Regions from separate parts of the Homo sapiens genome. Here region 2 is linked to region 1. A link is a contact called in ENCODE Hi-C data. All regions are on one chromosome and are shown on one strand. Each heading gives the region's core, a stretch centred on a gene start or an enhancer-like site at or near the end of the contact. The rest is flanking DNA. Distances are from core to core; before and after follow the strand shown.

Region 1 (4,507 bases), core at 551-3,050:
ACTTTCCCATCCCTTTTCTGTCTTCTCCATCCTTTGGATGGGTCCCTTCACCTCTTCTGCTAAGAAATATTCCCTGGATCTCCCCACCTCGCCTTCCGCACCCCTACTCTCTCCACCTTCCTTGTCTCCAATCCTAACCTTTAACAATCTCTCCACAACCCTATCATCTTCTCTTCAAGTTATTGTCCTATATTCTCCCTCCCCTTCCTAGTTCCTCACCCCTCAATCACACTTGCGTTGAGTAAAACTCCTTCACTAGTTTGCTAAATGAGCCTCAAAACTAGGAATGAAGCATATTTTTTGTGGAAGTTATAATTACCCGGCAGGTACCAGAACTTCCCCAGGGCTAAGTAGGAAAGGCTCTCGCACCATTTTGTTTCCAGAAAGAGCACGAACAAGAAGGTCCAAAACAGGATAACACTCTTTCTTAATGGTCTTGGGGCTAAAAAGCCTCTTGAGAATCTGGTGGAAGCTAAGGAAACTCTCCTCCAACACAGAACATTTCAGAGGGCACTTGGATGCCCTGGGGTGTAGCCATGGGCTTCACATTAAGCGTGTGCTCGCTCAGGAGCAAATGCCAGTGGAGGACACACGAGCCTGAAGGATTCCACGGCCCAGAAAACCTACTCAGGAGAAAGCAGCAGGCACTGGAAGATTAAGCCAGTCCAGTGAGCTCTTGTTTGTATGCATCATCAGGATGCCATGATAGACAAGGCTTGTTGGAAAGCCAAATGTTTTACAAATAAAAGCTGTTTTCTTCTCCAGGTGAATTTACCTAAGAGAGGCTTGCAAGTGCTGTCCTCAGTGCCCTTGCCTGGGTGTAAAATAGCAGAGACCGAATCCAGGACTGGGTGTGAAAACTGCTGATTGGTCGCAAAGCCTGAAACAAATACTGCCTTAGAAGTGAGCGGTACTGTGATTCTTCTGTTAAAATGCCCGTTCATGCTTTACCTATATTCTGTGCAAAACTAAAAAAAAAAAAATTATACTGGAGAAGTACTTTTTGAAGCAGAACAGAAGCAGATACCAACAAATAAATATTTGATGCATAATTAGTTCCCTGCCATATTTTGTACCTGGGTAGTAAATCAATCTTACATGAACATTTTTTGCTTTATATGGCTTTGGCCATTTGAATGTAAATTTTACTTCCAGAGGGAAGCATTTTTAATTGCCCTGGTTGCTGTTTTTGTTTTTATTTTTATTTATTCCCGGAAAAAAAGGCACATCAATTAAATTATGAGTTTGATTAATTGGAACCCAATTTTAGAAGCCGCGTCTTATTGAATATACAGAAGACCTTTAAGAAACAGGGATTTTTGAGCTTGTCCTGGTCCTACATTTCATTAAGAGTCTGCCTAGATAGTGTGAGCTAATTAGCCCGGGGTGAGAAAGCCTCATCCCCACCAAACAACTTCTGGTGGAGGGGGTTCCCTTAGCTCAGGAAACTGGTTAGAGATGAAGGCAGTAAAACGAAACGAAGGGTTCACAGAGGAGTTAAGAAAATAAGGAGTGGAACAACCAGCCCAATAAAGAAGTCATCGGTCAAAGGGGTTAAGAACGAAACACAGAAAGGACAGAAAGAAAAAGAGACTAGGCTCATGGCAATATGCGAGCACTGGAGGTTCTAATAAAATGTGAGTGTGGGGTGCCAGCTAATTCAAATGTAAGGCTAAAGGTGGCTTAGAAGTAAAGTATTAGGATAAGGAAACACATTAAATGAAGAAAAGGCAGCATACATACATGTGTTCATAGCAGTGTAATTACTTCATGTAGGAGCCTGGAAATATTCGTATCACTGGGAAAGGGCGTGGTAAACAGGGTAGAACCTTCACAGACCATTGTGAGGTCAGCAGGAACGTGAAGAGCGTGAGGTCAGTGTATAGAAAATAAGCACGACCGTTTATACTACAACTACAGCCACACCCCAGAAAAGCAGGGGTCCGTGACCCCCACAGCCGGTCGCCACATCGAGCCCTGGGCATAAGGGAGAGTTCTATTTGGATGCGGTCCAGGAGCGCGCGTAATCCTGTCAAGGTTGGAAGACGATGCAAGTGTTTCCCATGGCAGGACGGTGACTCTCTTCAAACACGAACACTGATCTGAATTACAAAATGTCCTAAAAGGCAGGTCATACCTGTTCTGGTGCTGTTCTCTCTCAGCTCCCAACACGCCCTCCTGTGCTTTGCCGCATCACACTGCGCTGGAGCCTCGCAGCTCTGTTCCCCTGCACCCTAGCCAATCCCACCCCACCCCTGTAAGTGCTGCCAAGAGTGGCACCCAGAGGGGCTGAAGCTGCGCTCCTCGTCCAGGCTTGCTGCCCTGCCACCCTACTCTGGCAGAGCTGTCTGTCCCCTTTTCAGTTTCCTCCCCCACTCCCCTACACCAGCCCTCCGCAGCCTCCGGAGGCCCCACCAGCAACCGGCAGCCTCCTCTCCCAGGCTGTCCCCGTGGACTGGCCAGCACCCCCTGGGCTCCAGCAGCCTGGCAGTCCCTCCCTGTCGAGCCTGGGCTCCAGGTCCACAGGGCCTGCCCCCGTTCTCAGTTCTGATGGTCACGTTTCCCTCCTGCCAGCCCTGTAGGCAGTGGCCTCCTGCGGGTCACCCCATGGAAGCTCAGAGCCCCCTTCACCTGTGGCCTCCAGTGGGTTCTATTGAACAACCGGTCCCTCAGGTGCAATCCTACCTGGCAGACAACCATGCCGCTTCCCAGGGGACCCCAGCCAGCATGGGCATTGAGGAGGGGACAGCGCACGGAAGCCAGGCAAGGGCTGGGTTAGATACAAAGAGCTGAGGACGGTGTTTAGTGAAACGAGGAGTCAGTGTTATATGGAACAGGGTAATCAGTTTGCCAGAAAAAGTATTAGGCAAGGAAGAGAAAAGGAGAGAAAGGAGTAGAATTGCTCACAGAGATGGCGTGAGGACCAGGAGCTGTGCAGAGTGCTAACAGTCTATGCAGTCACGATTGTGCTAGTTGATCAGCTAGCAGTCTACGCAATCACAACTACACTAATTGATCAGCTAACAGTCTATCCGGTCATGACTGCCCTAATTGATCAGCTAGCAGTCTATGCAATCAGGACTGTTCCAATTGATCAGCTAACAGTCTATCCAGTCACGACTGCTCCAGTTGATCAGCTAACAGTCTGTCCGGTCACAACTGTGCTAATTGATCAGCTAGCAGTCTTTGCAATCACGACTGGTCTAAATGATCAGCTAACAGTCTATCCAGTCACAACTGCACTAATTGATCAGCAAACAGTCTATCCAGTCACGACTGTGCTAATTGATCAGCTAACAGTCTATGCAGTCATGGATGCTCTAATTGACCAGCTAGCAGTCTATCCAATCATGACTGTACTAATTGATCAGCTAGCAGTCTATCCAGTCACAACTGCTCCAATTGATCAGAATGCCATGAAGCACAGAGCAAGAGACTCAAACCATGCTGAGGAATCAGATGCACAATTAAAAACCTCCCTTCCTTCTCTTCTCCCCAGAAAGAATGGCTGCTAAGATTTTTTTCTTTATCCTTCCATACCCTTTTTCTGCATGCATACAGGGTTAAAGGACTCTCTTCCTGCCTTGAGTTATATGAATAAAAACAAGTGCTCAGGGACCCCACATTCTAAAATAAGGTGCTGAGGTGCCCCCATGAGAAGGGTCTGCCAGCCTTCCCTCCTTCCCCACCTCCAGGCGACATGGGGGCTGGGACAGTCAGGGGAGCAAGGTCGGCAGGGCAGGTGCGCTGTGGCTCTCTCCCTTCTCACCAGGAGGGGGTGCTTCACTCCGCCAAGCCAAGAGAGGGGCTTGAGGGACCCCTCAGAGCATCATGCCATCCCCCAGATCTGCAGGGGGCGCAGGGACAGGTAGCAGGGAGACATGAGGCTGCCTTAGGAGTATGGTGGGATGAGGTGTGCTCATGTCTCCCTGGGGCTGGACGTGGACCCTGTAAGAGGGATCCAGACCCGGGTCCTCCTGAAACGGATATCGGGAGAGATGCAGCAACTCCAGAAAGAGAGTAGGGGCATCCCTGATGCCCAGGGGTTCAGGGGCATTCAGGGCTACTTGGAGGAGGCTCCGTCCTCATCAGGGAACTACAACCTGGAGATCCCTGCAGGGACGTCTCAGGAGAACCTGCAGAAGCTCTGCACTGGCCCGAGGTGCCAACTCTACGGCAGGGGAGAACCTTCCTGCCTTCACCTCTCTCCCCTCCTCTCCCTCCATGGGGGAGCCAGAGGCGGCGTGTGCTGGGGGAGGTGGAAGATGGGGCTGAAGAGGCCAGTCACGCCGCACCCCCTCCCCACTGCGTCAGTCCGGAGTCAAGGTCGGAGCCTGGCGGGGGAGGAGAGAGGAGTCGTGGGGGTTTCACATCGGGTGACTGGGCGGTTTCATACCCAAACGCTGTGATGCTTGGCGCATACCTGACAGCGACCAGGAAGGCCAAGGCTTGTGCCCTAGATCTGTTCCGAGCGTTTCTGGGACGCCTGCGGAGAAAGAGTGGACAG
Region 2 (4,507 bases), core at 520-3,019, 110 kb before region 1:
GCAGTCACCAGGAATTCCAGCGGTGTCGAACAAAGAGTGAAGTATGAACTCATGCCTTATCTATGAGAAAAACCATACCTAAATCTACAACTGGCGCCTACCACATTCTTCACCACCGAGGCCCATCACAGAGCCGAACTGGATAAAGAGCTCGATTTAGTTCAGCCTCTGGAAGTGGGTAAGAACTCTCCCCTGACTGTTCTTTCCTTGGAATGGTGGAGGGGCACCGCAGACAAGTGAAAACCTCCACTGCAGTGCAAAGCAGTAAACGCAACATCAAACTGTTCAAGCCTGCCTATATCCCAAGACAGGAAATCTGTCCCGAGGCAGGGGGCTGACGGTTTCACAGATGAAAAACAAGCTTATAAAAACAACCAGCAACTGCAGTGGTGGCTGGAGGACACATTCTTACACTGAAAGGGAGGCAGGTAATGAAGGAGCAACACAAGAGCAAAGGGGCATAAACAACACCAGCCCCTCAGAACACAGATCCTCGCCTGGGGGATGGAAGCGTCTTACGCAATCTCAAAGCTTAGGTTTAATATGATCTCAAAACTGACATTCAAGAAACTGCAAGTTGCCTTTTAGCTTAACTTTTTATCATGGAAATGTTCAAATGCACACAAAAGGAGAGAGTGACAGGTGGCCCTCCATGCATCCACTGCCCAGCTTCAAAGGAATGTTAGGCCATTCTTGTTTCAAGATAAGTTCTTAATTTTTAATCCAAGAAAACTACTACAAAGTGCTATCGATAAACTACACAGAAAAACCTAAGGGTAAAGAAACATTCATTCTTACCTAGCATGGCTGAGAGAGGTCTTGCACATTCCATCAAAGAGAAAGCAGCTCTCTAGCACCCAATCAAAACATCAGCCCAAAAAGACTTCACACAGGTCAGAGAGCGCAAGTCTATTTCTAGTATAACGAAATTTCAGCAGCTAATGAAAAATTAATCCAATACTTACTATGATCTCAGTAACATTACCAACAAACATTACATTTAACTTTATTTTACTTAAAATTATACATTTGTAATCTAGTCCTCTACTCAAAAAGAAAAAAAAATCAGATGAAAATTGCCACCAGTGAACGGGTGAGACAGCAAATCACAGCTTTACCCAAGGCGAGCTGATTTCTCTTATGTTTTCCTCATGTGTTTTACAGAGCTCATTTCAAGTGTGTTTAAAGTGGTTTGTTTAGTCCTCTTTAACTTGGAATCCTAATGCTCCCAATGGTAGTCCACAGAATTCTTCCAGAACAGGCTCCTGCAAAGCAGGAAACAGCAACAGCCAGGCCTCTCGGGGCTGCTGTGAGGACTGCAGCACTCAGGCCATGCAGCCCACCGCCCACCACGCCTGAAGCAGTCAGACCCCTCGGGGATCCTCTAAGAGGAGACACAGCAATGATAGCGAGCTTGAGTTCAAAAAGTTCAGAAACATAAAAATCACATTCCTCGCATATCTTTCCATTTTTCACACATGCTTCATAAACCACTGTAATTTATTTCCCTCTACAAATCACGACTCTATCTAAATTAACTTTTATTTCTTGAGGACCACCATCAGCTTACTTAGCAATACTCCCCCATGTTAAGGCAGAGGAAAATCCATGGACCCTTCATGACTCTAGAATAGGGTTCTCTCTAGACTCACGTTACAAGATCACTATGTTTCTAACAAAGTATGTACTGTCGCGAGAAAGCAGTGGTATCCCCAGCAGCCAATCGAAGTCACTGCCCGCCAGCTGCAGCTCAGAGAAGGGTGCAGGACTGCAGAGTGGCAGCCCTGGCTCTGCCCCAACACTCTACAGGCAGCCCTGTTTAACCCTGCTTGAGTTTCTCATTTTCAACTTCACTATTACATTCCATGGGCTTTACTCACAGCCTGTATCCTGAGCATTTTTAAACGAGTATTTTTTCACTCTCCACGACAACTGTTCGATCATCTAAGTTTCTTTCTCTGCGTCCCAATCAGTCATTCTAAGGGATTCCCTCCCCTGTAAACTAAATCCTGACTTAGTAAAGCACACTAAGCCATGCTTTCATGAAGAGAAGAAAGGCCAGATTCTTTAGTTTTAACCATCTCTTCTTTACGGAGCTGAGTACTTTTCCATACATATTTCTTATTCTCAATATTTCTGTACATGTGCATAGCTGATAATGCCATGCAAATGACAAGGGGTGTGTTTTTTTAAAGCAGCATCACTCCAGATATCGAGTCATGAGTCTTGCAATACAACCTAAAAACAAATGAGTTTCTCAAAAGCAATCATTAAGCATAATATCTGGATCATCTGGTAATGAGCAAATGCCAAACCAGATTACAGGCACAACGGAGGCGAAGTCCAGCTACCTTTGCCCTGTTTAACACCATTAATGGAGGCATACGTATCTTCTCAGATATATCCATACACACTCATATCCTTCCCAAACATATTTAAGTAACAAAATCTCTCAAACTTACCAAACTCCGATACTGGCCCTGGAACAGTTTTGAAGTCCGAGTGTGCAAAGACTGTGATCCAAGGGAGTCAAAAGACTTTATGCGGTGAGACGAGGGCCGGGCACACACGGAGTCACTCCCCAGCCCGATGTCTGCAAAGAGCATGCACACAGAAAAAGAGAGCTGAGAGCGCCTGATACCACGCACCCACACTACACACTAGACTTTAAAACTAGGGCAGCACAGAGGGACACACCAAAAGACCACAACAAAGCAGCCCATTTATGCAGAAAACAAAGAACAAATTATTTGCTACATAAATGACTTGCATTCATTCCCCAACTACCTTTCCAGAAATTATCTGGAGATAACTATTAATCAGTTCTTCTCTAATATAATTTTCAAAAGTTTGTGAAATGTATTATAACTTTTAAAGATTTTCCCTTCACCTGGAAAAAAAAGCCTCTCAAATTTGATTATGGAGCGGAGAACAACCAAGTACTGATTCTCCAAAGCATCACCACCACATGCCCACTTTTCCAGGACGATGTGTCATGCAATAAGCAACAGAAGGAAAAGACTCTTATTTAAAAGAGAAAATCCAGTGTATTTTTCAGCCAGAGAGAACCTTGTGAGGATTATTTCCCCAACACTAAGGCAGCACAGGCTCTACTCACCTCATGAAGTTGCTGACAGAATCAAAGTAAACAGACAGTAAGAGGCTTAGTTCTGTTCTCTGGATCTCCCTTCATAAGACACTCCACACAGGCCATCCAACAAATAAATAATAGCAATTTATTCTTAAAAGTGACTCAATTAAAAAAAAGAGAGAATGAGGCTGTGAAAAACTTTGCTGGGAAAATCGCTGTTCTGAGAGGCACGTGCCCGGCCATGTCCTAAACTCCAGGGAGGCTTCCATGAAAGCAACCCTAAGTCTCCAGGTCCCAGCTTCCTCCCAGGTGTTTGGATTGGCTTGCACGTATCTTATAAAATTCTGAATTAAACGGTCAACATCGAAAAGTCTGAAGGTATCACCAAAAACCCAGATTCCCCACTGCTCTTGACACATTTAGGATGTGGCCACACCAGGTCTATATCCCATCAGGTAAAGCTGGCTCAGAGCTGGGCAGGGGCTGTCCTGAGAGGACCCAGCACCCATGCCCTTCCATCCAGCTCCTCCCTTCACGCCACCTGCCTGACCCCACAGATGGGGGCTTGCTACTCCAACGATCTTAAATTCTTCTCAGGTCACCCCCTCACCCTACACTTCCCAGGACCTGCTGAGGGCAGGTTACGAGTAATCTCTATAGAGCACATTCTGCTTGAGAACACAGGGGTCTCAGGCAACCCGCAGCACAAAACCAGCTAAAAGGGCATTTCCAGCAAATTCTACAGGGCTCCCGGCCATGGTCTGCAGTGCTCTGCTGGCCACAGCCTTCCAGGAAATTCTCATACAAGGAGGGCCATCCTGAAGACATTCTGTACTTCCCCATCACCAAGCTTTCTTCTATCCAATTAAAAGGCCAGTTACAGTCAACTAAATGCCTTGAGAACACATATGATTTTAAGAGACAGAAGCAGAAAGACAATGACAATTTTCCCAAGAATGTCCACAGTAACTGTGGCTGCTGCAGTTGTCTTACTGTTTGCCAATCAAGGAAAGCTGAAATCTAGAAAGAAACGAGGCCAGGCGCAGTGGCTCATGCCTGTAATCCTAACACTTAGGGAGGCAGAGGCTGGTGGATCACCTGAGGCTGGGAGTTCCAGACCAGCCTGACCAACATGGAGAAACCCCGCCTCTACTAAAAATACAAAATTAGCCGGGTGTGGTGCCACGTGTCTGTAATCCCAGCTACTCGGGAGGCCGAGGCAGGAGAATCGCTTGAATCCAGGAGGCGGAGGTTGCGGTGAGCCAAGATCATGCCATTGCACTCCAGCCTGGGCAACAAGAACGAAACTCTGTCTCAAAAAGAAAACGTACGGGTATTGCCTTCCCACTGACTTCAAAAACAAAAACAAAGGGCAAACAGAAAAGCAAAGCATTCCTTCCATCTAGGAGGGGTCAT

The links. Hi-C counts contacts between places; a loop is a spot of excess contacts on that map. Pooled maps may share reads with other maps.
Region 2: a loop to region 1 is called in a map of pancreas, with 2.2 times the contacts of the local background. The contact joins the enhancer-like site here to the promoter of LINC00368 in region 1. A Hi-C loop is called at or near these places in 1 of 168 maps with a recorded cell type or tissue (pancreas) and 1 of 50 pooled maps.

Annotation. Positions count from the first base shown.
Region 1 is chr13:111,093,131-111,097,637 of GRCh38, reverse strand. It overlaps LINC00368 (long intergenic non-protein coding RNA 368), which reads right to left and starts at 1,800. Exons shown (of 3, transcript NR_120415.1): 1 at 1,744-1,800; 2 at 776-968.
Region 2 is chr13:111,207,958-111,212,464 of GRCh38, reverse strand. ARHGEF7 (Rho guanine nucleotide exchange factor 7) reads right to left here. Exons shown (of 22, transcript NM_001354046.2): 4 at 2,463-2,593. Among named protein-coding and RNA genes, the nearest start is that of ARHGEF7-AS1, 62 kb to the right of the region's middle. RefSeq lists an enhancer at 250-777. Within about 2 kb of position 1,769, at least 9 of the 41 ENCODE cell types and tissues checked have a DNase peak (open chromatin) inside an H3K27ac peak, as active enhancers do.